Linked DNA regions of Mus musculus: region 2 is linked to region 1. Evidence: chromatin loops called from intact Hi-C (ENCODE). Cell type or tissue: left cerebral cortex. All regions are shown on one strand. Each heading gives the region's core, and the rest is flanking DNA. Links, peaks and the distances in the headings are about the cores only.

Region 1 (16,543 bases), core at 7,168-11,167:
CCTCCCTCGTTCTTTAAATTATTTTCCCATCTATGAAACCTATACATATGTTTGTTTATCAACTATGAGTTAAACATTCTCCTTGTCTCAAATAAAGCACACCGGCCCACCCCTTGGGAGTGCCTGTGTTCGCTGTGTGGATCCTGATCTCCTGTTTCATCTCTGCTCCGTGGATCACCTCCAGCCCAGTCCCAGGTTTTGGAAACTCGTCTGGAACTTGCTCCCTTTCTCAATGCTGGATGATGCCAGCATTTCCTTACACATTACAGAATCAATCTTTGTACCTAGGTATTTATTGCTTATCTCTCGTATGTCTTTTTATTCTGGGGCTCTGCATGGGCAAGCAACAGCATAGGCTCCACTAGAAGCAAAAACATCAGAATTATTCCAGAAGAATTGATGAGCTACGTGGGGTTTTCATTGAAAGTACCTCACAATTCAATTGTTTGTAAACTCTATGTTTAGCACTTATATTTTAACAACATTTACATACTTTTACTCTACTTTAGTGAGCATCATTAAACATTTGCCAGCACAGTACTGCTAATATGCATCTTGTGTGCACTGCAGTTAGGGAAGGGGGGCTTACTAAGCCTAGTCACAGTTCTCCTTGCCATCCTCACACCCTCCTCCCTCTTCTCCGATGTCCTAAATAACATGATCACTCCATCTGTTTGGAATGCTTGGTTACTCCTTTCCTTTTCTTCTACATCCAATCTAGTCTTGTCATCTTTACTTCAAATATAAATTACTCTCCATTTTCCCCGCCATCATTTTCATCCAGGTCACCATTACTCACTGCCTCTACCGGTGTAAACTTTGGAAAGTGGACCCCATGCTTTTAGTTTTGTCGCTCTGCATTTTCATCTCACACTATCGATACTACGTAGTGATTTTTCAAAATTATAAATTAGATCATGTCACCTGCTTGCTTGAAGCACACTGACGACTGATGCCTTATTTAGCTAGGTGCTACAGGACCACAGGTTATTCCTCTGGGTAGGATTTATTTTTCACAACTGTTTCAGGTGTGCAGCATAATTTTGCTGTAGCTACAGGGCTCCCACATCCTCCTTGTCCACACATCATGCACATCTTCCTCACGTGCACATTCCATGCCACAGTGATATAAACTATTCAGTTCATAAACTACACAGACACTACATCAACACAGCCTACAGTTTACATCAGGATTCCTATTGGTGCAGGGATTCTATAGGTCTGGGTGCTTGACAAGGATATAGAACCCACTAAGTTTGCCTCCTTGCACTCACTACTACACACCTTCCCCATCTCTATTTATGGTGCTATTATCAGCACTGAATACTATTTTACCATCTCTGTGTACCAGCGTTTATCTATTTATTTACTTACTAGAGAATATCTTGGTTTCTACCAAGTTTGGGCAAATATGAACCATAGTCATAACAACATAGTGGCCATATCTTGTAATGAAAATTCAAAGAACAATAGGAATAAAATCACGTTGGCTTCTGTGTTCTTCCTTAAAAGCAAATAAAATTCACAGGGGAAGACTGAGGAAAATGTGAGTAGGTCACACACATGTGCAGGAAGGGAGGAGTTTTATCTTCCCAACTACCATTCTAAACAAGTATTTATGTGTGTCCAAGCCATATTGCCTTGCCACATAGTTGTAATTTTCTGCTCTGCAATACAAGGATTGTGGTTTGATAGGTTCTTCAGACATACTCGTGTTGGAAGCTTGGCACCCTGTAAGGTGATGTTAAGAAATGGTGGGGATTGATGTGAGGTGACTAGGTTCTTGAATGGTAATGGAAAGTGTACTGTACATAGCTTTTGACACCTCAGTGAATAAAGATTTGATCTTATTTCAAAATTGGGTCTTTATTTCCTTCTAAGAATTCTAATACATAAGCATAAATAAATGTTTATGAAATGTGCATGTTTTTCTCATAATGATCTTTTTAATATCAATTTAATTCCACAATAGAATTCCATAAGAGAATGCTTTAGACTATTTTCTGTTGCTATAATGTAACACTAGAGGATGGGCTGTTTGTAGGTTCATTTAGCTCACATTTGTGGAGATCCAAATGTATGGCTACATCTTAGCATCACAGATGACATTAGGGTAGTAGCATGGGTAAAGGGAGGTTCAGAAAGACAGGAAGATAGAGCCTGGGAATTTGCAAGTTCTCTTTCTGGGACAATTCATTCATGGGAGCTAGTCAGGGTCCCACAAGAAGTACATTAATGTCTTCTGTGGGAAGTTGCCTTGGTGATTTAATTATCTCATACTAACCTTACTTCTTAATTTCTAATATCTATAAGAATCTTCACAATGCAATCAAGATTCCAATACAGAAAACTCTGGGGAACATATTTGAACCATATCCACACTATAGCAGAGAACTGAGACATTTGGCTTACATTTCAGGTTTACATGTCATAGTGTACAGTTGCTGGAATATATGTGAAGCACAGTGTAGTTTTGTATAAAATCATCAAATGATATCATTTTTTATTTCTACCACCAATAATTGGCAGTTCTTGTTGCCTTATATCTTCAGCTCTTGGTATTATCAGGGTTCCAGGCATTTTAGTAGGTGTGTATTTGCTTCTCCTTCTTTTGCTTTCATTGTGTGTGTGTAAAACTTTTTAAAACTTCATGTTCCTTTTAACATCTAATCTCTTGTTCAGTGACTCAGTTTTAATCAGGTTTTCTTATTGTTGAATGTGAAAAGTTGTTTGTATGTTTTGGTCTGTTCTACTCATTGAAAATGTTTTTTTTTTTTTTTCCCAATCTAGTGCCACAGCATTTTTTTCCCTCACCATAGTATAATGATAATAATATAAAGAATATTTTGTTTTAGAATTTGTGTCATATTTATATGAATTGATAAACAATGTACTCTTTTTAATGTTTCCCTAGAAGAAAATAATTCATTCAATTGATCTTGAACGGAATAATGGAATACATTAATTTACTATTTCACACAATCTTGACAGCAGACAATTTTTTAAATTTAATTCTTCTATTTTGTTTTTGTTTCAGACATGCTAAAGGGAAAATTTGTCAGAAGTCAGATTAGAGCAACTTGTATTTTTAGAGTCGTGTGTTCCCTTGTAGAGATAGAAACAGGTATCACTATAGAAATGACTTGGGAACATTACTTGGGAAGGGAAGGGCACCTCCTTGTGCTGTGTGTGTGTGTGTGTGTGTGTGTGTGTGTGTGTGAAACCTGGTAAAATCCCTGCAAGTTTCTGCTGTCCTTGCATTCATGGGTTGCTGGTCAGGAGAATGAGGTCTAATGCCTCTGACTATTATAGCCTTCACAATCTTGTAAGGAAAAGATTTGTTCAAATCCACAGAGCCTCTTGGCATTCTTCATTTTACTCATCATGCCCTCCCTATTGAAACGCAACTCCAGACAACCCTGTCAAGGCCTCTCCCTTGATAATATTCACAGAATATTCACTAGAAAAAAAATGGAAGAATTTTTTCTTTCACTTTTGTGTATCTGGCTCCTTATTTTCCATCTACCAGATTAAACATGACCTTCTTAGAGTGAGCCTTCCCCAGAGTCCCAAAATCTATCTTAGGTTCCCCACTCCCACAATATAATCAATCCATCACTTGGATTCCTTAGGTTTATCACTTACAAAATTCTGAAGTGGTTTTACCTGCTTACCTGTGCTTTGTTTATTTCCCATTCCTTGCCCCACACTGTGTGGCATGAGCTTTGTGAGGACAGTGACTCAGTTGTCTTTACATAAGTGTCTCCCACATTGTTTGTAAGAGTGTATGTATGGAGTGAGGGATCCAATGGTCCCAGTGAATGTTCAGTGTTTGGGCATACCAAATGGCATCAGGATGAGGGTCCTTAAGAAAGACATTTCCTGAAGAAGTAACATTTGTGAAGAAGTCTTTTGAGGCAGTTCCATGTCTGGGATGGATGGAGGTTTCTGATGAGGCAGGGGTTTTGGATGTAATTAGTCATGATAAATGCATACTTACCACTAATTACCGAGATTGCTTCTTAAGCACAGCTGACTTCCCATTATTTTCTTTTCATCCTTGAATAGGCTGCTCATTTCTCCTCTTCTCACCCCACACATTATTTCCTGTTTCTCCCAAAGCTGTTTGCAGAGTGGAAAATAACATCTTTGCTTCCTATTTCATTTCTCTCTCCCAAGACATATTTAAAAATTCTACTCATTGTGGAGAGTTCACTTACTAGCCCATATAGGGTTCACAGGTTAAAAATACAAGAATATGAAAATTAAAAATGTTCCAGATTAACAATTTACCTATCAACCACAATTATCTTGTATATATTCTTTTATCAAGGCAGCATTTTTGCTTTTAGTGCAGGGAACAGAACCCAGGGTTTTGCACATACTAAGTAAATGCTCTTCCACTGAGCAACATTCCTGGCTTGAGACAAGAATTGCACTGTGTGAGTGGGATAGGTATGTATGACCAAGAGTCCATTCACTTGGGGACTTCTAGTGAAGAGGCTTTAATATAGTGAATAATAGCTTTGGAAACAGCTGGAAAGGCCAGCGCTATTGAACATCATGCATGAGAGTTTGAAATATAAGCCATGAAGCCATAGAACTAGAAATAAACGGGAAATTTTCTTGACTTTGGTCCTGGTCGTTATTTTTGGATGTGTTATCATAAACACAGGGAACAAAAGAATCAAAAATAGAAGGCGAGCTAAAAGTTTCTGCACCACAAAGGTAACACTCAACAAAGTGAAAAGGCCACTTATAGAGTGAGAAAAAATCATTGTAAAACACATACAAGGTAGGGATGGAGGTGGAGTATGATCTCTAAAAGTTTGTGTTGGAAGCTTTGCTTTCAGGGCAGTGGTGTGGAAGTGTTGGTAACTAAGTCTTAAAGCCTAGACAAATGGTTAGGTCATGTGCATTATAATGTCTTTGTTAGGGCAGAGTCCTATTCTTAAGGAGTGAGGGAGCTCTTGAGAAAGGGAGTTATCAGGAAAGAAAGTACTTGACTACTGGACCCTTTTGTGGCTGTCTCATTCACCTTGTTATGACTGTTTTTGCATGTGCTCTAGCCATTTGATGCCATCTACAAGAAGTCCTCACTAGAGTCCAGCAGGGCCAGTGCCACATTCTTCAAGCTCCAGAACTGTGAGCTTCATAAATTTCTTCTTTTTTTCACCATCCAGATTTTTGTCATTTTGTTATTCAACAGAAAATAAAACAGTGTACTATATATTATAAAGAATTAATATTTAAGCATACTATGAGCTCCTATAACCTGATAGCAGAAAGTCAAAGTAACCTTATAAAAATGGATAAAGCTGAATATGGATATTTACAAATAAGATGTTGCAGTGGTGGAGGTCTATGAATAGATGCCCAATGTCTACTGATTATCAAGAAGATGCAAACAACACAGTGGTAAAATATCAACTCATTCTTGGTAGAGGGCTATGTTTGTGAAACCAAAAGGTAAATGTTGGTAAAGATGTGCTAATGAAGGAAGTAGGATGCTATTGGTAGGAACTTCAGTTGTTTCTACAACTATGAGAAATAGTATAGAGATTAACCAAACACTTTAAAAAGGCAAAGTATTTGATTCACACATCTATCTCCAAGGTTCAATGGAAGTAAAACAAGACCTTGAGCAAATATGTGCAATCCCTTGTTAATGAAGCATTATTCACAACAACCAAGATATAGAAGCAACCTAAATATCCCTTGACTGATGGGAGAGGAAATGAGGTATATTTATGTGGTGGGTCATTATTTACCTTGACAAAGGAAGATATCCCGACACTTATAACAACACAGAGGAACCTAGAGGACATTGGGATAACAGAAGTGAAATGGACAGAGACAAATTCTACACAATGAACCTAAAGTAGTCCAACTTACCAAAGCAGGGGGACGATGCTGGTTTCCAGGAGCAGAGGGCAGTAGAGATAGGGAGGTGTGATCAAAGGACTTGCTTTGGTTAGACAAGAGAAGTAAGCAATTGTGCAGGAAGCTCACTATTCAACATGATACCTATCGATAAAAAAATATGTTTAAAATTTGATGAGATGAGAGACTCTGTGCTAAGCAGTCTTTCTTATCATACCAATAATATACAAATAAGATAGGACGCAACCTTTGGAGGTAGTAGACAAGCTTATGGCAGAAGGTAATCAAGATGCTTATCTTGAAACTGAAACTTATCCAGGTGCTTGTCCTCTTTTCTGAGATGGAGTTTTATATAACCCAGGATGTCTCTGAATATGCTATATGTGGCTGAAGATAACCTTGAACTCTTGATCCTCCTGCCTCCATCTCCTCAAGAGGAGAATTCCACGGGGGAGGGAACCAACATACTTTTCCTCACACCCCAATAAAGCACTTTAAAACAGTGCTTCACTAATATGGAATTTGCTTATCTTCATTGATAGGTGTCATTGCTGTTTTATAACAAATAACAAAGAGCTATTTGAGTGGTGTTCTCAGGTGATTAAATAAAAAAACAGTGGAGCTTTAAACTAAAATCTCTCTGTAAAACCCTCTACAGCTTGTTGAACAATATAAGGAGCGTGAGCCCTATACGTGGTTATTTGAAGTAATTACTCATTCACCGGCTTCTGACTGAAAGTTTAGGCAATTTTATTTAAAAAAATAAAACTTGTATACAACACAAATGGGCCCAGTGTTTTCAATTCTTTGCCTGTTCTTTGGCCTCTAGATTCATGGGTCCTCTGAGAGCCTATAGCACACACAGCCTGTTGCATTAGTGGGTCTGCCATTCAGACTGCATCTGGCAAGTGCTTCTGCCAAAGGGAATTTCAGCACATGGGGGTTGCTGCAGGCTGTTAAGCTACCTATTTGTAAGAGCTTTCTGAAGTCATTTTCGTTTCATCCACATTGCCAGAGGCGGCTAATCCTTTAGTTTCTGTATTGTTTTTCTAGTCTTAGAATGACACTTTCACACAATGCCTGCCCAAAATATAGCAATCTCCTGTGATTTTTACTCTGATTCTTTCTTGGTGATGTTGCAAGAGAAGCTGGCACATGGGAAGCCTACCTACTAACATAGGAGCTAGTGTAGGTGGAGTTTGTTTCAACGAAATGGCCCATAGGCTTTTAAGAATCATTACATCATCTGTAGCTGTTTGCTCCAGTTTAGTGAGAAAAACTGAACTCGAGTCGTTCTTTTAAGAAAAGAGTATTTTACATCATTTAACTTAATTGTATGCATGCTCTCTCTTACCCATGTGTCCAATGGTGTATGTGTAGAGGATAGAGGAGAAATTGGAGAAGTTGGTTTTTCCTTTTACTGTGTAAGGTAGAATACAGGTTTCTTTACTTCAGTAGTTGCCTTTACCAGCTGAGCCATCTCTCTAGCCCTCACCTTTAGTCATTTTTCTATATATTCACTAAGCACCCATCAACATTTCAATTTTTGTTTGCTTCTTTCCTCTATTCTAGATGCTTCATTCTATAAATGATAAACCCTGAGCTGTCTTTTTCAGTGCAAGGTGTCTGTGGCCTCTTAGAGCACACACTATGTAGTCAAGTAGACACTTCAAATGTTTACTCCACGAGAGATTGGGTTATACAACATATTTATGATTATTGTGAGAATGTCTACTTTTCTGCAAGAAGAAAGGACCACCAGTATCCTACAGAGAACTGCTTCCTAAACTTTCTTGGATGTCTGAGTTACCTGAGGGGCTTGTTAAAGCACTGGCTTTAAGAGAGGTAGGGCAGGGCTGGAACTCAGTGTGCTAATGAGCCCCTGTACTGTGTTCACTGCTGTTACCCATGCTGGAACAACCAATCACTGTAAACCTCTCAGACAGCTATTAATAGCTTAACTGGCCTTCCATCAGTGATTTGCTAGCCACCTCCAGACAACACATTTTTGTGTCTACTCAGCATGGGGCACACAGCATGGGTACTCCTCTGAGAAACAACTCAATTGTAAGTTATTGCCTTCAGTTTAGAAGACCTGTCCTTGTGGCTTCTGATTTAGGACTCATCATTGATATCGCCATTCATTTTCTCTGTGTCATCCTCTTAATACAAATGGTACATCTCTCCTGTCAGCAGGCACTCAAGTCTGGCAGTCTACATTATTGTCAGCTGTTTTGAAGGACTTTCCAAAATAAAACTTGTGAGTGTCTGACATAGCTCATGTTCTAGGTCAGATGATTCTTGAAATATCCTGCTAGATGTCAAAAAAAAATGTCCACAGGTATTTGAGAGTAATGTCAATGTGAAAAAAGGGACTCGTAGAGGCAAGTCTCATATTCAGAGCAGTTCCTACGCCCTGGGATGGATGTGCCCAATCTGTAGCTATCTTCAGAGCTTAGTGTGAGGAACTGGGAGAAAGTGCAGGGGAAGGAGTTAGCTTGGCTATAGGAAAAGAGCTCATAAAGAAAGTAACAGAACACTTGAATTATAAATAGTTACATTACTGTTACCTTAAAGTGAACCAAGTACCACACAATTTGGGCATATACAATTTCCAATTAGGCAAAAGAATGCTTTTTATGATGAGTTATGAACCAATTGGAAGTCTGAGTTTTATCACTAGCCCCATCCATAATTTAGGCTACTTACTAACCCCTTATAGTTTTAATTTTTTTATTAAAAATATTTTCATGTGTATGAGTGTTTTGCCTGCCTGCTTGCATGTCTAAACATCACACACATTCAATGCCTAACAAGGCCAATAGAGGGTGGCAAATCCCTGGGACTGGAGTTATAGAGGCTTGTGAGTCATATCGTGGGTTCTGGGAGTCAAATCAGTGTTCTCTGGTAGGAAGGCCAGTGCTCTTAACCACTGAACCATTTATAATTCATTGTTAATAGAAGAACAAAAGCTCCAATCATGAAACTCCAGTGAGGCTTTTCCTAGCTTTAAAAAATAATTGAGTATTTTCTAACTCCTATCAATCCTCTTTTCACAGCTATCTACTAGTTAGGCAGTTTTAATCTTTCCTTGTTTTGATTTTTATTACACTTTCATAATCTTTTCTTTCCTTAATTTACTTATCTTGTACTTAGTTAGGTTATAATATTTCCTTTTGAAAACATTTCATCATCACATAGCATTTATTCAGTACTTCCTCCTTTTGTTTTTAATATAAAATTCATGAGATTGGATAATGAGTGTGTGTGTGTGTGTGTGTGTGTGTGTGTGTGTGTGTGTGTGCCTGTGTGTTGTGGCACAGGAGATGGATCCCTGGGCCTCATGCATGCCAGACAAGCTCTGTATCATTGAACCACACCCCTGTGCTTCTTTTTGTGTTTAATGAGCTTAGATGAATTGTCTTACATCCTCAGGAACAAGCAAGTTTTTGCACAGTGAATGTAGAGGACAAAGCTGTAGTTTTCTCAGACTTACTGTTTGAGGGCTTTCTCTAATGCCAGAACCAAATATAGAAAATATGGCCTTTCTCTGTGTACATGCCCTCAACCTGAGAACCCATCATTAGACTTGTTCGATTTGGACCCTTTCCAGCAGACATCTGCCTGCTGTGAATTCCTGTGGTTTGAAAGGAGACTGTTGCTGACATTTCTGTCATGCTCCAAGTCTTATACTGCCCCCTCAACACACTCTCCCTCTGCAGACATTCCAGTCTTACTAATTACTTCACTCAGAAGATAAGTGAAGCTTAGGAAGCTCTTACAGTCACCGTAATTCCCCATGTCTTAAAGTCACCGTAAGTCCCCATGTCTTTAAGTCCTCATGTCCCACTACTTTTGAAGGCTGTAAATTTATGCAGGTTTGGAATTTCTTGTTTATATTCTAGATACTCTGCCAATATTTTGCTTTTAATGATGCTTATTTATTTATTTATTTATTTATTTATTTATTTATTTTGGTATGTGCCTCTCTGTGTGTGTGTGTGCTTGTGCCTATGGAGGCTAGAAGAAGGAGATAAATCCCTGAAGATGAAGTTCCAGCTATTGTGAACCTTCTGATGTGAATGCTGGGAAATAAACTCTTGATCTTCAAGGCCAGCAAGGACTCTCAACTGTTCAATCATCTCCTGATCCCTTCTGTACTTACCAAAGCACAGAGTTATTTAGTATCTCTGTGATGTGTAGAAGTTCAATTTAACTTCTATTAGATTCCAGCTACTCTGAAACATAGAGAATGTCATTATATTGCTTAGATTTTTATGACACAAAATCAAGAAAAAATGGTATATCATAGAAGCAAAATTTTAAAGGTTGATGGAAAAAAATGTAAAAATCCAAGAATATGCAGAATTTAGTGTGATCCTCCGGAGACTTTGCTTTACTGCCCAGCTTTCAGTGCATTGCTCAGGCTGTTGTGACTCTTCAATATTACCTAACTTGTAAAAATGTATCCCTTTATCTGAATTAGCATATGTAAATATGCAAATTTGCATATAAGTGTATACATATCTGTGATGTAACTATATTTGTAAACTGTGTATTTTGGGGCAAGTTGTAGAAGAACCAGTGTGCTTCATACTTCCAATCTTGTTTTAAACTACAGTATAATGGCATCTTTCAAATAGTCCCCCATTTCTTGCCAGGTAAAATAAGCAAGACCAAATAAACTGACCCATCTGGAAAAGGGAAAATACATTTAGCATTTAAGAAGCATTGTTTGCTTTGAAATGGGAGCCAATGCACCAGCTTTTCAGAAGGCTTTATGAATCTAAACCTCATGCAATGATGCATTTCAACTTGTTGAATAGTCTTTCGATATGAGATAGATCAGCCAGTGTTGATAGAGGATGGCGACTCTATGGTATACATTACACAGGGATGAGAAAACATCACCCAAATTTTGTATTACTTTTGCAAACTGTACTAGCTGGTTTTGTGTGTCAACTTGACACACTTGGAGTTATCACAGAAAAAGGAGCTTCCGTTGAGGAAATGCCTCCATGAGATACAACTGTAAGGCATTTTCTCAATTAATGGTCAAGGGGTCAAGCCCTTTTGGGTGGGACTATCTCTGGGCTGGTAGTCTTGGTTCTATAAGAGAGCAGGCTGAGCAAGCCATGGGAAGCAAGCCAGTAAAGAACATCCCTCCATGGCTTCTGCATCAGCTCCTGCTTTCTGACCTGCTTGAGTTCCATTCCTGACTTCCTTTGGTCATGAACAGCAGTATAGAAGTGTAAGCTGAATAAACCCTTTCCTCTCCAACTTGCCTCTTGGTCATGATGTTTGTGCAGGACATCTGCCCAGGGTCTTCTAGCTTTCATAGTCTCTGGTGAGATGTCTGGTATAATCCTTATAGGTTTGCTTCTAAATGTTACTTGTCCTTTTTCCCTTCCTACTTTTAATATTTTTCTTTGTTTTGTGCATTTGGTGTTTTGACTATTATGTGACAGGAGGAATTTCTTTTCTGGTCCAATCTATTTGGAGTTCTGTAGGCTTTTTGTATGTTCATGTGCGTCTCTTTCTTTAGGTTAAGGAAGGTTTCTTCTATAATTTTGTTGAAGATATTTGCTGGCCCTTTAAGTTGGGAATCTTTACTCTCTTCTATACCTATTATCCTTAGGTTTGGTCTTCATATTTTGTCCTGGATCTCCTGGATGTTTTGGGTTAGAATCTTTTTGCATTTTGCATTTTCTTTGACTGTTGTGTCAATGTTTTCTATGGTATCTTCTGGACCTGAGAATCTCTCTTCTATCTTTTGCATTCTGTTGGTGATGTTTGCATCTATGACTCCTGATCTCTTTCTTAGGTTTTCTATCTGCAGTGTTGTCTCTCTTTGTTATTTCTTTATTTTTTCTATTTCCATTTTTAGATCCCAGATTTATTTTTCAGTTCCTTCACCTGTTTCATTTTGTTTTCCTATAATTCTTTAAGGGATTTTTGTGTTTCCTCTTAAAAAGCTTCTACCTGTTTACCTGTGTTCCTATTTTTTCTTTAAGGGAGTTATTTATTTCCTTCTTAAAGTTCTCTATCATCATCATGAGATGCATTTTTAAATCATACTCTTGCTTTTCTGTTGTGGTGGGGAATCCACACCTTTTTTTTTTTTTCATGGTAGAACTGTGTTCTGAGGATGTCAAGTAGCCTTGGTTTCTGTTTCTTATGTTCTTGCTCTTACCTCTCGCCATCTGGTTATCTCTGGTGTTAGATCATCTTGTTGTCTCTGACTGTGGCTTGTCCTTCCTATATGCTTGTGTTTCAGTACTCTTGGGAGACCAGTTCTCTCTGGGAGGAATTTCGGTATGGGGAAAGGTGGCACATGGTCAAGTATGGGGTGCAGACAGAAACCAGAAGAATCCTGGAGCAGGATCCTTGCTTCCTGTGTCCTGAGGGCTCTGGGAAGGTCCCTGTGAGCAGAATTGGTGATCTTACCTGTGCTCACAGGCTTGTCTGCACTCCTGGAAGGCCACCTCTCTCTTGGTGTTATTTGTGTATAGGGTGCTGTGGTACAGGATCATCTCCTGTCTCAGACAGAAACTGGAAGCTGAATCTGTGTTTTTATACTCATAGATTAATGCTACTCTCACTCATTAAAGAATTTCCTTTGTGTAGTGCATGGTAGTCAAAACTTGTCAATGGTACAGAGAATAAATCATAAGTGGAACATCAAAACTACATCTGCTCCATAAGAGATGGATCCCCAGGTGGGATAGTCTCTGGGTGGCCTTTCCATCAGTCTCTGCTCCACACTTTGTCTCAATATTGATGCCCCAGTGTAGGGGAATGCCAGGGTGGGAGGACAGGAATGGAGGAGCACCCTCATAGAAGCCGGGGGGGGGGATGGGATAGGGGGTTTCTGAAGGGGAGATCTGGAAAGGGGTAACCATTTGAAATGTAAATAAAGAAAACATTCAATTCATCCTCCCCCCCAAAATCCAACCAACCAACCAACCAACCAAAACCCACCAAAACTACATCTGCATTGCCTTTTCTGGCATCAATGGGAAGGGAGGCCCTTGGTTCTGTGGAGGCTTTATACCCCACTGTAAGGGATGCTAGAGTGGTCAGGTGGAAATGGGGATGGGGAGAGCACCCTCATAGAGGAAAAGGGGAGGGGATGGTATTGGGGAGTTTGTGGAGGGGAGACCAGGAAGGGGGACGATATTTGAAATGTAAATAAATAAAATAACAAACAAATGAAAAAACAAAAAAATGCCACATCTGCTACCTCCAAGTCTCAGGGAACATCTCAGCAGGGGAGGGAGAGGGAAGATTGAAGAAATTGGGAAAGACTGGGTGAAACAATTCCTGGACTGTGTTCATGACCTCACAGCAGCTATGGCTACTGAAATAAGACCTGTATAAGATCAAACCATGCAACATTTCAGCATGGGTTTGGGAGGGGCTCACTCTTAGCAGAAGAGCAAGTGATAGTAGATGGCTACTAGCAGGAGTGTCAGGTTTTTTTTTTTTTTTTTGGATATGGCCCATGCCAGGTTGACCAAGCATCAGTGGATGGCTTCATAACTATGTATAGATGATATCACTAATTGGACCCAATGAGTTAAAAAAAAAAGAAAGAGGACATGAATTTGAGAGGATGGCATGGAGTATCCAGAAGTACATGGATGAGGAACAGTGAAGGTTAAAATGTCAAGAGGGAGGTAGAACCTGCTGAGACCACCTCCAGTACATAGGCATTGCCTCTTGTCAAGTGATAAGGCTACCCACCTACGCACCACAAAGTTTTTAACCCAGAAATATTTCTGTCCAAAAAAAGAACAGGGACAAAAAATGGAACAGAGACAGAAGGAAGAGTCAACCAGTGACTGCCTCACCTAGGGATCTATCATGTCTGCAGACACCAAACCCAAAATGTTGCCGTGGTCAAGAGGTGCTTGCTGACAGGAACCTAGTGTCACTGTTCCTAGGAAGGTCTGGCTTGGAGCCAACCATCAGACTGAACTCAGGGAACCTCATGGGGGAGATGGCCGAAGGACTGGAGAAGCAGAGGGGGATTGCAACCCCATTGGAAAAACAACACAGGCTGGTCTGACCACTCAGTTCTCCCAGAGTCTAGACCACCAATCAAGGATTGTACCTGGAGGAATCCATGGCTCCAGATACATTTATAGCAGAGGATGGCCTTGCCTGACAACAGAGGGAGAGGAGGCCCTGGTCCTGGGGAAGTTTGATGCTCCAGCATAGGGGATGCTGGAACGGTGGGGTAGGAGAGTGTGGGTGGGTGAGAGAGCACTCTCATACAGGCAAAGGGGAGGGGGGAGGGTAGATGTGGGGTGGGGGGTTGCTGGAGGGGGTAACCAGGAATGAGATGTAAATAAATGGAATGATTAATAAAAATAATAATGGCATCCCACAATATCCAGGAGTAGGAAAGTACTGAAAAAAAAATAGAGTTACAAACATGGAATCAAAATTTTAAAATGTCCAAAATATATTTTATTCATGTATGAAATTCTCAAAGAGTAATAGTTTTAAAAGGCAACAGAGTTTATCTTCTCTCTCTCTCTCCTCCCCCATCTTAAATAGTGCCTAAAACAGGCCTTCTTATAATTTAGATTTTGATTCAATACATACAGAAGAGGTGACATAGGCTTGGAACAGTTCTTTATTTGAAGGGTGGCCTTCTGTGCTTGTATACAGTGTGAAGCTATCTGTCTTCTTCCTCTTCCTCACAGGGCTTAACAGTGAGCATCCACACTGGGAGGGCTGTGTTTAAGTAAATGCTAAAGGGACCTTTACTGCAACTTTAGAACACTCTATTAGAATTGATCATTCCAATGATTTTAAACGTAAGATGCCTGGCAGAGGCCCTGGAAAGCCACAAAATTTATCAGAAAACAAGCAAATCACACAGATCTGCAGCAGAGAGGCCTGGTCTTCTGCTGAGGAGAGATAAGATTGATTGCTCCAACCTTTCACATACTTTCTCGGGAAGAGGAAAACAAAAGGAGGTGTTTGGGGGAGATTGTGTGCATGTGCAGGTGGGGACTTTCACTGAGAAGGGAAATCAGTGAGAGGACTCTAGGGAGGAGGAAGTGGCAGATGGCATACTGAGTAAACAAGGCCTCTTGTCACTTGTCACAGCCTCTGTGATTATCTCCATGCCTTGCTTGCCATAATTAGAAAAGAAAAAGAAAAAAAGGCTTTTCTCCTTTTTGGAAAAAGTTCTTATTTCTCAAACACCTGCTGTAACAAGCAGGCTGTACTTATTGATTAACATTGCATGGGTTTCCACCTCACTTCTCTTCTGTGAGACTCTTCATTGTAGTTATGTTTGTAAATTGATCACATACTCACTCAAAAATTTGACTCAATCAATCTAAATTGAGCATAATGCTATAGTATATATTTTGATTAAATGGTTATAACAAATGCTTGAGAAATAAAGGGGAGCATGGGAATATATTTTTAAAATACTACTTAAAAAAAAGAAACCCTAAATATTGCAGAATATAGAATCTTAAAGCTATAAAAGGAATCAGCTAGGATTTGTGTGTAGCCAGAAGACTTTGCCCTCTGGAGGAAGAATAATCTATGCACCCTAAAATTGTAATTCCACGAAGCAAGGTGATCATAAAGTTACCTGAATTGAATCAATATCTTAATTTTCAAATACATTATAAATGTCTAGGAGATATATGTTTAGGGAAATTATTTTAAAGACATATTTGTAATGCAGTCCCAAAGACATATATCAGAGTTATCACATAAATTGTTAGATGGAAAAGTGATAATTAAATCTAGTTCAGACACTTCTTTCCATTAAATAAAGTAGGAAACATCAATTCTCGAAGTGCATTTACTTCTGTTACTTAGGAAAACTGCTGAGAAGCACATCACATAGCAGATAACAACCTGAGTCTGAGATTCTCTTGGACTTTGAGCCAAATTACAGCCCGGTCATTGCACAGCTCAGTGACTTTGTGCAAGTTCCTAAGCTGCACAGGCAACCCCCGTGTTCTCTGAAAAACTGGCACAGAAGCAATTGAAGCCTCATGAAGCTTAACTGGGCTAATGCAAGTGATGTATTTAATATGATACCTGGCCATACTAGCTCTTAAATAATTGCTTTGTTCTTAATATAATATTTAATAGTGTTATGGACAGTTTACTTGCTATGCAGCATAACTTTTGTATCTTCCAAAATTGAAGCTTTACACGTGGGAGATAAATTGTGTATTTCTTTTATTTTTTGAGCTTCTAATTGTATCATTTTCTCCTTCCCTTTCCTCCTTCTGAACCCTTCCATATAAATTTCTTTGCTACCAAATTCATGGCCTCTTGTTTCACTAGTTGTTGTTACATATGTATATACATATATATTTCTAAATATATAAATACACCCTGTTCCATCTATAAATTGTTACTTGTATGTATGTTTTTAAGGATGGATATTCAGTATTGAATAACCAACTGGGTTATTCCTGGGGAGGACTATTTCTTCAACTCTCAGTATTCCTTAGTGACCTGTAGTTCTTTATGTAGGATTGAGGCCTTGTGCTCTTTTCTCTCATCTATTTGGGAATGTTTATTATTGTTTTATTTGTTTAGCATGTGTTTAATCAGTCCTGTTAGTGATACTTTCTTGGGTTAGTGTTTGACTTTCTTAGAAAGACTGTGG
Region 2 (16,543 bases), core at 5,815-9,814, 320 kb before region 1:
TGGCTGCTCACTTTCCTGAGCTCTCACTTCAAAGGCATTTCTTTAAGGAACTCAAAAAACCATGGCGTTCTAGTGAGGTGAGAAAGGAGACAGTCTTGAGAATAGATTATGACAATGTGTCATCTTAGATAATTGAGAAGGGGCCTTAGTTTTCTCATGTGATGCTGTGGAGGGTCCCTGGAATGCTCCTGTCAGAAGAGACAAATGCTTATAAAACAGTCTGCCGCAGTCATCGCCATTGAAGAGCGGTCATCAAAACAAGAGGCAGTTTACATTTGTCACTCTGGCTGATCCTCTTAGGTCACATTTTAATTTGGCTTTTACAGGAAACTGAAATTCATGACATATAAGGAATCTGTTAAAACAGTATTTCCTTCCCCTTGTTGAGTACGTCACCTGTGACATGTTCTCTGTATACCATGGCTATACCATGAGATATGTTACTGTTATCCTGATCTGTTGCTGAGCCAGCCAGCTGTGGCTCAGAGATGTTCGGTGATTCAGGATCACATAGCCAGGGAGCACTGAAACGAGGACTGGAACTCTTTGTCTCCCAGCTCCTGCTATTAAACTAGGGCTGCCTTGCGAGACAGACTTGCTATTAAGCTGGATTGGTTCTAATCCTACTTGAATGAGTCCAAGATGCACTTGCTTGATAATAAATCCTATTGGTACTATTCAAGAGCTAAGGGAATAAAATGTGTCCTGGGGAAAACAATACTTCAAGAAGCACAGCTTGCCATATGTGCGGAGCAGGAGAAATTAAGTGAGAAGAAAACCAAATTGATGAGGGTTTTCAAAGATACAGGGATATAAACAATCTAAATTAGAGACATGATGTGGTATTGGCTACAGAGTGTGTGATTGTGGGGGTGGGGTGATGAGGGACATTTAAATAGACTGAGCTCTTGTTTGACAAGAGGAAGAAACACGCTCACATGGCTTTGCTCTCTGAGGTGCAGGGTGGTGTTGAGAATGTCAGGGTGGGGCAGGGGGTTCTCATTCTCCCTCGGTTACTGGGCACTGCCCCATGTATTCTTTGCACTGTATCCATAGCCTTATGTATAGGGAGAGATCAGCTTGGGAAATATATTGGAAATGGGTGGTGGTGGTGGCTGAATTTGTTCCTTTAGTTGCAGTATGAACTTCCTGGCTCATGTTCAGCTCCACGGCCTTCTGTTGATGGATTGTTCAAAATGGAACTCTATGTCTCTCGGGCTAGACAGCACCAGGGAGCTCTGGCACAGCCTCTCTTCGCATTGTAAAGCTCCCAGCAAGTTGTTCCACCTTACTGAACCTTGCAGACGGCAGGGAGCCCCTACCCCTGAGGATCTTGGGAGGAATGGCCAATAAACATGAATGTAGGTGCAATACCCATGCTAAGTAAATGTGGTCAATGCCTTGATGGACAGTGACATTAATGCCATGGACAGTGGTGTACCTACACAGTCTGCTAACTCTCTTTCAGTTCGACAGAACCAGGGACTTGGGATAGGTTTTCAGGTGAAAACACAGTTATACGACAAAGCAGATCATATCAGGGGTCACACTTCAGGGACGGTAGACAAACTCGGGGAGCCAGGAATGAACAGCCATCACTAACCCAGTCTTTGGGGCTCTGACATCTGCAGTAGATTACATGTGCCTCAATGTCCTGCCCCTGCAAGCCACTTCCTCAGATGCCAAATGCCATCCAGCCTTTATATTTCTAAGCAAATTTGATTTCCCAAGGAAATATCACACTGGAAATGCAAACTAGACAGGTTGTTTTAGCTCAGCCTGATTCAAACAAATCTTCGAAGCTACTGGCTGCCCTCAACTCCGAAATGGATCTGAAAGCTGCTGCTGCAGCAGCAGCAGGGAGATTTGGGGTTCATGTTATTACTTCTTCTTTACATTAGTCCTATCCCACAGTGGCTTTGGGCTGCTAGGCTGGCTTCCATAAATGTTTTTTGCATTGGTACTAATTACAAAACCTTCCTTAGTGGGATGATAGTCTATCCTTGGCATACAAAAGGGAGACTGGTTACATACAGCCACATGGTTTTCCTTCCTTCTCTCCCTTCCTCTTTCTCCTCCTGTGATTACAGGTCTCATTCACTTCTGAAATAGAGTTTGAATTACGTAGAAGATAGGAAGTTTCAAATTAGGATGAAGAACAATGTTATTTTTGTATTGAAGACAGACCCCTGGCCTAATCCCCAAAGCCAGAATATAGCTGCTTCTGGAAGCAGTCTTGGTCTGGTTTCCATGACACCACACTCTTGGTGTATTGTCTACTTCCTTGCTTGTATCTTTCAGTTTCTTTGTGCAACTTTCTGCTGGATCTCTAAAATTTGGATGGATTGTGTCAGTGCCTAGTCCTTTACTCTCTTTTCTTTTTGAGCTGTCTCTCATGGAATATTGGAAGAATGTTAAATATTGATCTCTTCAATTTATATTTTGACCCCAGCCCCTGCCTTGATGTTTTGGACTGACATATCCAACTGTCGACCAAATTCTGTACTCAGATAGTGAATCAGAATTTTCAAGCAGACACATCTCAGACTGCACCTTTGAATTCTCTGCTTAAGCTTGCTTCTTTCCAGGCTCTTCTGCCATTCTTCCTGACAACACCTCCCAACTGGCTGTTCTTGACAAATACTTAGGGTTATTCCAACTTCTGTTTTACCTTCATGTTCTTTGCCCCCCCCCCCTGTAGAAAAGAGTCAGTACTTCACATCATTTAAACTGCTACCAGAATGATCCAAATCAGGCTTTCCTCTCATGTGAACTGTGTGCCGGTGACTTCACATTACGATATCTCGGCCCCAGTCAGGCCTCTGAGAGGAAGCTTCTTATTGACTGATGTTGTTTCAGATTGGAAAGGATTAAAGATGGAGGAAGAACTTGAAACCAGTTCTTCGTGGCGCTAAAAACAGCTAAATTGGGAGTGTCTTTAATAACCTCATCTAATTATTCAAATTAGAAAGGGTTTAATTTAAGACTCTTCTAATCATGGCTAATAATTATGTACTGCCATATGCTGAACCTGATTCTAGGAGCCTTACATAATTTAGATTAATGAATCTTATAATTCATTGAGCTATCATTAGTTTTCCATCACTACAAAGAAACACCCAGGATGATCAACAGAGAAAGGTTTTGTTCTGGTTTATGGTTTTGGATGTTCAGGCCATGATCAGATGGCTCCATTGTTTGGCCTGTGGAGAGGTATCATATTGGGATTGTGGAGAGCAGCAGATTTGTTAACTTCATAGTCAAGGGGCAAAACGGGGAGAGTAGAGGGCTCAGGTCTGTGTTGACTAAGATTGTTGACTAATGGGATCTAAAATCAGACAGTAGAGCAGCCTCTGGACAAGCCTGTGAGGAACGATGTAGACTAGGTTAACCTCGGGATATGCCTGTAAAGGGTCATCTAGATTAATTTAACTCATGTAGGGAGATCTATACATTGCTAGTGTTCTGGAGTGAATACAACAAAGATAATGAGAGCTGAGTACAAATATTTATAACACTCTGCTTCCTGCTTGTGGGTACAATGTGGCCAACTACCTTGGCCATGACTTCCCAACCATGATGGGCTGAACCCTTAAACTGTGGGTCCAGAATAAACCTCAAGTTTGCTTTTCTGTTTACTTGGTAGGCTGAGCCTTCAACACATGAGCACTGGACCCTTCAGGATCCAAGCCAGGCATTTGCTGCTGCTTTTGACACTTAAGAAAGCCAAGGCAGAGGTGCTTGGTAGCTCGCCCAAGCTCGTACAACCAGGAGGCAGTGGAGTCCAATTCAAACCCAGCCTCTAAAAGTGTGCTGTTTATGCTGAGCTCCTGTAGAAGCCATGGGTTTCTGGATGGCCCATTCCGTCTGACTGGGCACTTTGTTTCCTTTTGGATGGCAGTTACTTAATCTAGTTAATGAATTTAATATGACAATAAAATTATTATTTTATCCATTGTATCTCTGGTACGGCTAAGAGAAGAATTACAAAAGTGTGTAGATTTCTTCTACATGCACGCTACTTGGGGGCCGGAGCTTTTGAATTTTAGGACATATTTATCCCAGGGGCAGACTAAAAATGAACTCCCAAATTGTCTCAAATATTTCCTATTTGAAAACATTTTCCCAAAAGACTCTACCCTGAGTTCTGCTATGGGAAGCAACAAATCCTATCATGTCCCAAAGGGGTCGTTTGCAGTTTGAAAAATGGCCAGCCTCTCTCTTGTGCACCTGTGCTGCGTTGCCTAGATTTATTTAGTTGGCAAAAATCTTCAGAAAGGATTAGTGATATAAAAGTGAGTTTTGAAGAACTGAAAGAACTTTGAATATTGAGAAAAATATTTCACCCATGCCAGAGTCATATTGTATGGGGAGAAAGAAAGGCAAGGGCTTTCTTTCCTATTTAATTTAACAATTGTGATGCTAATCTTCGTCTCTTTGTGTCTCCCAAGGAAGCGCTATAGATTCCATCTGGGTAATCTGTTATGTACCACCAGCTAGACACAGAGCTCTTTTCCCCTTCACTTAGTGACAGCTCCCCCTCCTCCTTCATCTTTGTGAATAATTTTCTTGATAAGGAACTCATTATCATTATTGATTAAACTTTGCCACCTCAGTCTGATGTTGCAAAGACTTGGCTCGTTTTAATCTGTCTCAAGGCCATGTTTTATCCTTACTGTGTTTGAACTCATCCCTAGGTTGTGTTTGCCCGATGCTAATGCAAAGATTGAGGACTCTCTGAAGGCTCTTTCTGACTGACACAGAAAGTGTTTGGAAATATATGGATAAGCCTCAAGACTTGCAGACAGAACACAGTGACAATTTCTCTGTGACTGTTGTGTTCAAGCTTGACTCATAAACCAAGGAAGGGAATACATTTGTATAGTAAAACCTCTAATCTACTTATATGCATTAATGCTAGGGGGATTTTTCCCATTAGTTCAGCCTTTGAATATTTCATATTCTATTTTTTCTGCAGTGATCTCCTGACCTCTACAAATATCAACATTGTTAGATTTTGGTGACTTCAAAGTTCATTACCTTTCTGTGTCTCTCTGTCTCTGTCTCTGTCTCTGTCTCTGTCTCTGTCTCTGTCTCTCTCTGTCTCTCTCTCTCTCTCTGTGTATGTGTGTGTGTAACTCAGGCTGGCTTCCCATTCAAGACTAGTCTTCCTTCCTTAAGTTTCTGAATGCTGGAATTGTAAGGCATGCACAACTAGTTCCGTTTATGACATGCTTTGACTATGATGCTGTTGTAGATAACATTTTATTTGGAATTAGTTTCACAATTACAAGGGTATGAAAGAATACAACAGCAAACCCCACTGTATTTTCCCCATCATTAGCCTTCCTACTGCATGTCTGCATTGATACTAACTGAAATGACCTTTTTTTTCCTTCTTTGAGTCCTTGCTCCTTTACCTGCTAAGAATATAGAAGTTCGTACTGGAACCCAAGGGTTTGCCTGGACACTAATGAGACATGGGGCTTGACTAGGGGCAGGGGTCATTATTGGAGGAAAAGAAGGAATCTCTGCAGCCCCTGTGTGCCAGCTATGCAACTCTACTTCCACAGACCTCTAGGAACAGTGCTCCAGCTACACTGGTCTCCTTTGAACCCTTCTGAATGCCTCATTTTACAAATAAGATTGCATCTGCTTCTGCTTGCAGGCTGCTGATAAAATAGCAGAGTTTCTCTTTAATGGCTGGTAATGATGCCAAAGATCCAGTCAATTGCCAACGCACCCCTTTGGGACACTGCATGGAACTGGGAAGGAGGGCTCTGAATGCTGTGGATGACTGCAGACCTGTCTGAGTAGGTTTCTGAGGTCTCCCCATCAACTCACAGGTCACACTGGCTGGCACATTGTCAGTGAACTGGCAGGCTGCCAGGCTTCTCAGCAGTGTTCATGAGCCCCGAAGAGGGCAGAGCCTGGCGGTCTTACCTGGCCTGGAAGGGAAAAATGAGTAATGTGATTTGAATTGGCAAAAAGTCATGATTTTCACTTTAAAAAAAGGATCTTTTCTTCTTGAGCTGAGGCCAATTGAAATGCCTGAGATTGGGCCTTTTCACTGGGACAAGAACAATGGGATCAATTTTCAGTAGAAAAAAAAGAGATGACAGCTGACGTAATGAGCTGTTAAGGGCAAAGTTTGAAATTAGATATCACAGCTTAAGTAGTGCTGTGATTCCAGCTCCCCCCAACCGCTTTGCTTTGTCCAGTCTCTCATTAAAGAAATAAAACAAAACAAAGGCTTCTTGGCTACAAAATGGAAGACGATCTTTAATCCTGGAGCCTCTCTGCAATTTGAACTATTGCCTTCTGATTCCTATAGAGATAAAGAAGAGAAGTGGACTCTTCGGAGCGGAGTGTAGAAGTGCTGATAAGGAGGGAGGAAGACGCCATGGCTGGGCTGAGAGAATCTGCAGCTGTATTTTATCCTGTTTTCACCAAGCTGCAGAATAGAGGCAGGGGGCTTTCCACTTTAGATTTAATTTTTAGTGCAAATAATAAAAGGAAAGCCAAGCGGGTAGACTGCTCATCACCTTCTGGAGTCAGAAGAAGAGTGTGTCTTTAAATGTTAAGACCACATTATTTATGCGTTTCACTTTGGAGTTCAAGAGCGCGGGAGGGGGGAATGGCAGAGGAAGCAGCCTCTTCACACAGCTGGCTTCCTCTGCAATAGGTCACATCTGTCAGGCAGCAGCACGCCATTGTTATTCCTGGAAATGGCAGCATCTGGGAAATGGGATATATATATATATGGAAAACAACTTTTAGGCAACCTTCTACCCCAACTTCTTTTTTTTTTTAATTAGGTATTTATTTCATTTACATTTCCAATGCTAACCCAAAAGTACCCCCCACGCTCCCCCCACCCACCCACTCCCACTTCTTGGCCTTGTACTGAGGCAGATAAAGTTTACAGGACCAATGGGCCTCTCTTACCACTGATGGCCGACTAGGCCATCTTCTGATACATATGCAGCTAGAGACACGAGCTCTGGGGGGTACTGGGTAGTTCATATTGTTGTTCCACCTATAGGGTTGCAGATCTCTTTAGCTCCTTGGGTACTTTCTCTAGCTCCTCCATTGGGAGCCCTGTGATCCATCCAATAGCTGACTGTGAGCATCCACTTCTGTGTTTGCTAGGCCCCGGCATAGTCTCACAAGAGACAGCTACCCCAACTTCTTAATCCAGATTATGGTTGTGTAGGAGTTCTAGGATCTAGGATCCATCCACAGCTGTTCTGCAATGATGACCTAGTCCTGGAATTCATTGCTGGTGCCCTTAAAGTAACTTCAAGCCTTCGTGTCTGTGATTTTCCTATTCAGTGTTCCCTGGATTGCCATATAAAATGAATCCATCCAGATATAAGAGAATTAACAGTTGTTTCATTTTCTGGCAACCATGGCTGGCTAGCTCCTTGGTCAGAGGACACACACTAACCTGGGCATTATGAAGAAGTTGTTAAGTGTCCTGCCCTGAGAATCTGCATGGCTTTCTTTGTGACGTCTCCCAAAGTCTCTCTTCACTATGGACGTTTTAAGTAAAATGTACTGGAGCTTCCTAGCTTCAGCAGTGAAAGGAGTTGAGTATTGTCTGAGTACGGAGAAGAGTCGGACATTCTAGTGCTGGGGAGGTTGGAAGACACACCGCCAGGGACCCATGTGGCAGGAGTTCAGATGCAAGCCATAACGTGATTCTAATTGCAGACTCTAGTGTCAAGCTCCTGATTCATGTTCCTGGGACAGGAAATCAGATTGTTCCAACTTGGATCAGGGATTCCCTTGAGGACCTGTCAACTGTGAGGGAGGTTGAGGGAAGTCACATGGTTTAGATATGGCTATTGTTCAACCTTCCCACGGGTATGGAAAGTCTTAACAGAGAGTGGAAACCTTTAGAGACAGAAAGCCCCTTAAGAGTCTATTGTACCCGACTGCTCTGTATATATAATGGAAGCAATTTGTAATTTAAATCCCAGCGGACACTAGACTCTACTGAATCCTGAGAATGTGGCGGATTCTCCCCCTCTCCCCCCTTTGGAATAGATGAGACATTTGGCTATAAGAAACAGGCTTTAGAAGAAGGCTTGGGAAGCCTAAGAATGAGAAAAAGGACCAAAATACCTTTGTGACTAAAACAGTAATTAGGAGGTGGCTGGGGACTGGCTTGGGGGAAATCCTAGCTCTAAAGAGGAAGTCAAGAATTCATGAGAGTGTTGCTATGGTTTTTATTTTATTTTGCTGGATGGTGCGGTGCTGACCATAACACTTCCATCCCTCCCCAAAGCTTCGCAGACATCTGATCTCTCTCAGCTTGTTGCTATTTCAAGCAGAGGAGTTGATGCTTGTGTTAGTCAGCTCTCTGCACTATAACAAATACATGAGCCAATCAACTTACAAAGAAGACACTTTCCTTTGCTTCAGGGGTTTCAGCCCAGACAAGACTGTCCCATATTGTTTTGGGCCTGCACAGCAGGAAACACATGACAAAATCACTCACCTAAAGGTTTCGGCAAAAGGACAGTAGGAGTTGGGTCCCAGTTAGCTCCTTTGAGAACATGTCCTCACATAACTTAAAGACTTCACTCTAGGCTTTACTTCTTAAGAGAAGTTCTACTTTCCAATAGCATCAGTGTGTTGTCATGGTCGGGGTGTGGACACCCCAGATCCGACTGTAACCATAGTTGCAGTAATAAAGGGTATAAGTTAAAGAACCTGTAGTGGCTATTCCTGGTTGTCAACTTGCCTATATCTGGAATGAATTACAATCCAGAATTGGAAGGCTCACCAGTAACCCTAATCTGGAGGCTGGGAGATAGAAGTTTCTGACCTGGATTTTGGTATGGAGATCTTGAGGCATAGTGGCCATGGATTCCAGAAGATTAAGACAGGGAGATCTCCAAGTTCAAGGTCATATGGGATTAAAGATGTGATGGCATACACCTTTAATCTGGGCTATACCTTCTGCTGGAGACTACATAAAGACATTGGAAGAAGGAACGCTTTCTCTTCTTCGCCTGCTTGCCATGTGGGACTGAACAACTGCTAGACCCTTGGACTTCCATTCACAGTTGCTACTGACCATTGTTGGGAGTTGGACTGCAGACTCTAAGTCATCAATAAATTCCTTTACTATATAGAGACTACCCGTAGGTTCTGTGACTCTAGAGAACCCTGATTAATACAGAAATTGGTACCAGCATAGTGGGGCCTTCCTGTGATAAACTGACCGTGTTTTGGGGAGGACTGTGGAAGGACTTTGGAACTTTGGGGTAGAAGATCCATTCGGTGTTAAGAGCTCTGTCGGATGTTGTGTAGGAGCTTGGAAGATAATTTTGAGAACGGTGCAGAAGATGGAGACCTGGCTTATGTAATTTCAGAGGGAAGATGAAAGACTGTTATCAGGGCCATTGCTATTTTGATTGTGAAGATTCTGTAGTTCTGGTTAGCTGGGAGTGAAGAATGAGCTGTGATTAACAAGATACCAGAACTACTAGAGTGAAACTTTTGCATTACTGGGACTATTGATGCTAGTTAGCTGGAGCTAAGAAATTAGCAGTGATTAAGAAAAGACCAGCATCATTGAGGTGAAATCTTCTGGAAAGTGTTTCCTGAAAGCACAAAGAGGCTGTATTCCAGAGATAGCCAAGGTTGTACCTTGTGTTGCAGTGGGACTTGGTAATGTATAAGAGTCACCCAGGAGGTACTGGTTTTGAGGGCACTAAGGGGTCATGGAGAGCAGCTGAGGCTCTGCACTGTGAGAGGCCATGGAAGGCCATTGGTGAAGGTGCAGCCTCAGTTGCAATTGATGGCCCAGGACTGAAGGGGTCATGCAAAGAAGTTGAGGCTTGGCACCATGAAGAGAGCCCATGAGAGGCTATTGGTGAAGCCTAGTTACAGCGGATGCCAGCCGTGTTTTGGAGATGCCAGTACCATGAGATGACCACCAAGAACAGCAGCAGCAGTGGAGTACAGGCAGCTAGAGCCTAGAATACAAGGTGTGTGCCACAAAGGGCAGGGCTGAAGAAGTGACCCCAAGCCCTTAGATGAGCCCGGAAGATCTTGAGTTGGATCCCAGACATTGGACTGTTGGAACCTGATTTTGCTTTTGATTGTGACTATGCCCTGATATTTCCCCCTCTTTAAGGAAAAAGAGTATTTTAGTGGAACCCACAGTTAAGAGACTTGTAATTGTAAAAAGATTTTGGATTTTAAAAGAGATCTGGATATTTTAAAGGGATTGAAATTTTAGTATATAAGGGTTTGCAGACTGTGGGACTTTTAAAGTTATTTAGATCTTGGGGATGAATAAGAAAGTAAGGGTTGAGGCTTAATAGTGATGTGTTTGTGTGTCAAGTTGACAAGGGGTCAATTGTACTGGCTGGTTTTGTATGTCAACTTGACATAGGCTGGAATTAGCATCAACAAAGGAGCTTCATTTGGAGAAGTGCCTCCATGAGATCCAGCTGTGGGGCATTTTCTCAATTAGTAATCAAGTGGGAAGGGCCCCTTGTGGGTGGTGCCATCCCTGGGCTGGTAGTCCTGGGTTCTATAAGAGAGCAGGCTGAGCAAGCCAGGGGAGGCAAGCCAGTTAAGAACATCCCTCCATGGCTTCTGCATCAGCTCTTGCTTCCTGACCTGCTTGAGTTCCAGTCCTGACTTCCTGTAGTTATGAACAGCAGTTTGGAGGTGTAAGCTGAATAAATCCTTTTCTCCCCAACTTGCTTCTTGGTCATGATGTTTTATGCAGGAATAGAAACCCTGACTAAGACAGAACCTTTCAGCCCAATTGATGGGGCTCATAAGGGACTTGGTGCCAGGGGCAATTAGTAGAACTAACGTCTTTTCAGCTTCTTTTCTCCCAATAAGAAAACTGTTCAGCAAGCACCCGAGATTCCTGGAATGCCATCCCCTTCTTAGTAAGGCATCTCAGTGCCTAAGCCTTCAGCCAATGACCTTTTCCTACCCTGGATATTCCTACCCCCTTCCCCAAACTACCCAACCCTCGGTTCACCCTGAATAAAGTGTATGTACAGAAGCTGTTTTGTTAAATACCATCCGAGAGAGTCTTGTCTTTTTTTTTTTTCATTAGATATTTTCTTTATTTATATTTCAAATGTTATCTATCCCCTTTCCTGGTTTCCCCTCTGAAAACCCCCTATCTCTTCCCCCTCCCCCTGCTCACTAACCCATCCACTACCCTACATTGAGGCATAGAGCCTTCACAGAACCAAGGGCCTCTCCTCCTATTGATGACTGACAAGGGCATCCTCTGCTATATATGCAGCTGGAGCCATGGGTCCCTCCATGTGTACTCTTTGGATGGTGGTTTATATTGTTGTTCCTCCTATGGGGCTGCATACCCCTTCAGCTCTTTGGGTCCTTTCTCTAGCTCTTTCATTGGGGACCCTGTGCTCAGTCCAATGGTTGGCTGAGAGCATCCACCTCTATATTTGTTAGGCACTGGAAGAGCCCCCCTGAGAGAGCCATTTCATTGAACATTGTCTAAAAGAGTTTTAGCAATGAAGAACTGTAACACAAAAATCTCCAGAGGGACTCTGTGCTTCCTCACCTGGTGTGTACCGGAGTCCAGACACACCAAGGGAAGACATGAACCTTGGAACTCGGTTCCGCTGTGTTGGCCTCAGTTTCTGCCTCACCACTGGGATATTGGGATGCCCACATGTCCCCCAGGGAAGGCAAAATGCAGGGATATTAGGCTGTGTGTCTGCCTCACCACTGGGGACTAGGACACTGCCGGAAGTTCACTTAGGGAAGGCAGAATGTAATCTACTATAAGGGTCCCAGTCCGTGTTCTTTCGGATGAGAAACAGATCTGGGATGGGTAGTGTGGTTCTCAATCTCCTAGACACTGGCTGGGAAACACAAAGAGTTGAGAACGGTGGTTCCTATCCTTCTGTGTACCCCGTTGCCACTGGGGACTGTGAGAAGTTGGGAATGAGGGTCCACAGGCCAGTGCTGAACCAAGGAAGAGGTAGAATACTGTTTGCCTCTGAGTGAGTGCCAAAGTACAGAGGGGCTGGGAGAGAGGCCTTCTCTGGGAGATCTAGACACAGCTCTTTACAACGAAGGCCTCCCCCGACCCTCAACATGAGGAGACTGAGATGAGTCGGTCCTTGCTTATCCAAAGTGTTTTATTCATGGCAGATGAGAATGCACACATACTACTCAGGGTGAAATAGCGATTAGATACTTTTTGCAGGCATGCCCAGGAAAGGAAGCTCATTGGCTGAACACTCGGGGCCTATCTAAATACCTCATTAGCACAGAGAACTCTAGGTGTTTATACTATGACCGGTTGTCATGGTCCTTTTAGTGGGGTGCCATGGTTACCGTTTCAGGACAGGTAGTCTGGCCAGGAGCTGATTCTAATGCCTACTGTTTTCAATTGCAAGATTGACTGGGGCTTTTGAATCTGCTTCGACCTCACCAGTTCTTCTGTCTGGTGGCATGGTTCTGCTTGCTCCACACCACTTCATCCTTCTCTGTTCGGTGTGCAGCAGCGCCTGGACACCGTGAGGGAGGAAGTAGAAAAACGGAGCCCCAAGTAACCACTCTTCTCTCCCTTTCTGAGGAATCCCAAAACATTGGCTGAAGGCAGCCTGTTTTCTTCTAGGCTAGGGGGATGAGGTAGGTAGACTAAAACATTTGAATCCCCAAAGGCAGGCACATTCGAGATGAATTTAGGAAGAGAAGACCAAAGAACGAGGAACTCTTTTTTCTTTCAGACTTGTATAGATTAATCGTCCAAAGTGATGAGTATCACAGCATGTTTGTCCATGCTCACAATGTCTTTGCTCACATTCACCTGCTCTATTACCCTTTTTTATCCCTTCTCTCCTCTTTCCTTGTCTATACTCCTCATAGTCCCACATGCTTTTACATCTATTTACCCCTCCAATGCCCAATTCCACAGATGAGAGAAAACCGTGACTATTTGTTAAGTCTGGTTTATTTCACGTAACACAATGAGTTTCAGTTCCTCCAAATGGCACAACACCATTTTTATTTATTGCTGAATAATTCCTTATTACATGCCACCTTTTCTTTATTCTTTGATGGACAGCTAGGCTTTTCCTGACGTGGGCACTGTGAATAGTACCCCATAAGCTGCAATGTGTAAGTTTCTCTATTATACGTTGACTTTGATCACACTTATGTTATACCTGGATCATACAGTAGTTTTAATATTTTGAGGAATCACCATACTGATTTTCATAGTGACTGGACTAGTTTACACTCCTACAAGCCATGTTGTAAAAGTTTCTGTAAGAACCATTTGGTTCTTGAAAAACAGAAAAGTGGAGAAAATTTTAGCTGGTCATTTAAAGGTTTCACGTTGAAACCAAACCATTACAGTGCCAAGATGATGCTGGAGCTGTGTAAGCTTCAAAACGTGGACTTGATTTCTCTTGTTTGTAGGACCTCGCCATCTGAGAACTTATACAGTGATCCGCCAACATGTAGCTTGTATTATATCACCTCAGACTGAAGGATCCGTTTTACAATGAAGGAGACAAATAGGCTCATGACCATGGGACTGAATTGTTCTTTAACATCCCACACCATACATAATATCCTTGTCAAAGATATATGATATGGAACGGATCTTTAAACACTCAGCTCAGGTGCCAGCTTGAGGATGAAGTCCTCATAGCATAAGGTTTGGTCACGATTAGCCACGAAGTAGAGCAGCATCTTCAGAGGAAGACTTGTTAAGAACAACTCATCATGGTGGCTTTTCCTTTTGTTTCAGCTCAAACTTCATGTTGCAAATTGAGTGTGCATTCCTGGTTTTTACTTTCATCTTTCAAATGTGGGCTCCACGACCTTAGATTGAACATGCTCAGGAATGGACCCTTAGGTCAACACACTTAGAAATGGCCAACCCCTATATGAACTCACCTGGGCCCCTTGAATAAAACCCTCTTTTGTTAGAGGAGAGTGTTGCTTTCAAAGGGACTTACCTGCTGCAGGTCATCCGTCTTTCCCACCCTTTTATATCTCACCTGTGCTGACTTGGCTTTGGTCTTAGCAAGACGTGAGCCTATTGTGTTGGGTTGTGTCAAATACCACATGGTAACTGTAGCCTACTGATTCTATTAAACCATAGCTCTCTCTATCTTTTCCTCTCCCTTTTCACAGAACATTTAATGAAAGTTGGGTGGACCACAGGGGAGAGATTATGTCACACAGCCAACAGTCTTAAAACAAATTTCAGAAATGTTCTACAGACTTATTTGAGCTATCTCACCACCTTGGGATTTCTCAATGGCCACAACATTTTACAAAATTCTTTGGCCCATTGCCCATATACTTAATCCCCCTCCACTGTTACTCCTTTTTTGTCCCGTGTTCCACCCTTTTCTCTCCAGTGGACTCTGAGAGGCCAGATTCTTCTCTATTGTGCTAAAAGTTCCTGAAGAACTCTCCCCTAAATTCCTCTCTAAGCCCATTCTTTTATACCCAGGACCTCAGACAGGTTGTGGTTTTGTAGTTACAGTGTTTAGTCTAACTAAAGGATCTAACCATGTAGCCTAGACTGCCTTTGAGCACTCTGTCCTCCTGCCTCCTTCCCAACTGCTTGCATTGTAGGCATGCACCATGTCCAGCTGCAAACAAAGGTTCTTTGTTCTCCCAGCTTCTGTAATTTTCCATACTGATCCTTTTCATCAGAAGACACAGAAAAACTCACATTTTCCACTCTAGCTATCACCTGGTCACTGTGGACTTCATAGTTTAAGAGACCAGTAGATAAGAGAGTCAATGTATGGACAGGAATCATTGGTCAGTAAGACGAGGCTGCCTGGCTCCCACATTGCAACAGGTGAAGAATAACATACCTGTGCAGAGCATGCCTGAGGCATCATTTGACACTTGGCTGCTCAATGTTAATTGTGTAATGACAGTTGCACAAATGCAGTGACCCCCGACTGGAAGGGGGCTTGTGCTGGTGTTGAGGTGCCTAGAGGATGAGGGTCTAGTTTGCCTTGAGAAATAAGCTGTTTAGAGTGCTTAGGTCTCAAGTTGACCTAAGATGTTCTCCCAAAACCAACTTTGTTCTTTTGTAAGTTTTCCCCAGTTCAAAATCTGGATTTTTTTTTTCCTGGTGGGGCAAAATTGTTGCCTGATGCAAGATGCAAGTGTGAGTAAAGGTGACTGTGAAGGCTGGACTTAGTGGTGGCTGTGGTGAGTTTCTCAGCTGTTATTTTAAGGGAGAGTCATGAGCTGCCTGGATGCTAGGAAACATGGCTTCTCCAGTTGATTTGCAGCTGAGTAACTCTGAGCAAGTAGAGGCCCCTTTATCTAACTTCTGCCCCTCACTGGTCTGTGTTGGCAGGCATGCAAAGATTAAGAGTTTAAAGAATGACCATCTCGCTCTTCCTGTAAGCAGTGAGAGGTCACCTGCCGAGATGGTTCGCTATTCTCTTGACCCAGAAAACTCCACAAAATCATGCAAATCAAGAAGTACAAACCTTCGTGCTCACTTTAAGAACACCCGGAAAACTGCCCATGCCATCAAGGATATGCATATCTGCAAAGCCACCAAGTATCTGAAGGATGTCACTTTAAAGAAGCAATGTGTGCCATTCGGCGGTATAATGGTGAAGTCAGTAGGTGCGCCCAGGCCAAACAGTGGATGGAGCTGGACGCAGGGTCGGTGGCCAAAAAAAAAAAAAAAAAAAAAGAGTGTTGAATTTTTGCTGCACATGCTTAAAAATGCAGAGAGTAATGCTGAACTTAAGGGTTTAGACTTAGATTCTCTAGTCATTCAACACATCCAGGTGAACAAGGCACCTAAGATGTGCCGACGAACCTACAGAGCTCATGGCCAGATTAACCCATACACGAGCTCCCCCTGCCACAGTGAGATGATCCTCACTGAGAAGGAACAGATCGTTCCAAAGCCAGAAGAGCAGAAAAAGATATCCCAGAAGAAACTGAAGAAACAAAAACTCATGGACCGGGAATAAATTCAGCATGAAATAAATGCAGATAAAGTTAAAAAAAAAAAAAAAAAAAAAAAAAGAATGACCATCTCAGTTAGAGTTCCTCCCAGGATGCTCTGGGCCTCTGACTCTTCCTGTTTCCTGCTTCTCCCACTTATTTAGTTGGGGGATATTTCCTACTGTACTTTCCACTTAGCACAGAGATTCCCCCTGAATCTCTGCCAGATTGCATGCCTCTCCAGGAAGCTGACCCTGGCCTACAGTGATTTCAGTATGGCACACAGTTCAACCAGGGAGACTGAATGCAATAGAACCGGGAAACCAGACAATCAGAGCAGAGCTATGCACGCGCACCTCTGGCTCTTGGAAACAAAGGGCTTGATTTTTGTTTTAGATATTTGGAATTAATATTAATTAGCAGGGCAGTTTGAATCTTTGCTTCTGGCCTCTTGTTGCCACCTGACAGTTTATTAGCATACGGTATGATCAAATGGTGTATAGAAGGATCTGATTGGTGCGACCAACACCCATCCTTTCTGCTTAGATGGAACCTTCCATGTTCCAAC

What was found. Hi-C counts contacts between places; a loop is a spot of excess contacts. Peaks named below come from ENCODE experiments on the same cell type or tissue, not always from the same donor. Only the 100,000 strongest peaks of a DNase experiment are listed, where the experiment ranks them.
Region 2: a loop joins it to region 1, with 2.5 times the contacts of the local background. A loop is called at or near these places in 2 of 42 quality-filtered maps.

The regions. Positions count from the first base shown.
Region 1 is chr3:78,574,286-78,590,828 of GRCm38, reverse strand. No RefSeq gene overlaps it. Among named protein-coding and RNA genes, the nearest start is that of Gm36288, 170 kb to the right of the region's middle. In left cerebral cortex, for the core only: a CTCF peak has its summit at 8,702 (motif pointing right); a DNase peak (open chromatin) is centred at 8,717.
Region 2 is chr3:78,891,322-78,907,864 of GRCm38, reverse strand. It overlaps the pseudogene Gm5277. Among named protein-coding and RNA genes, the nearest start is that of Gm38542, 37 kb to the left of the region's middle. In left cerebral cortex, for the core only: no CTCF peak of the experiment used is centred there; DNase peaks (open chromatin) are centred at 5,925 and 8,266.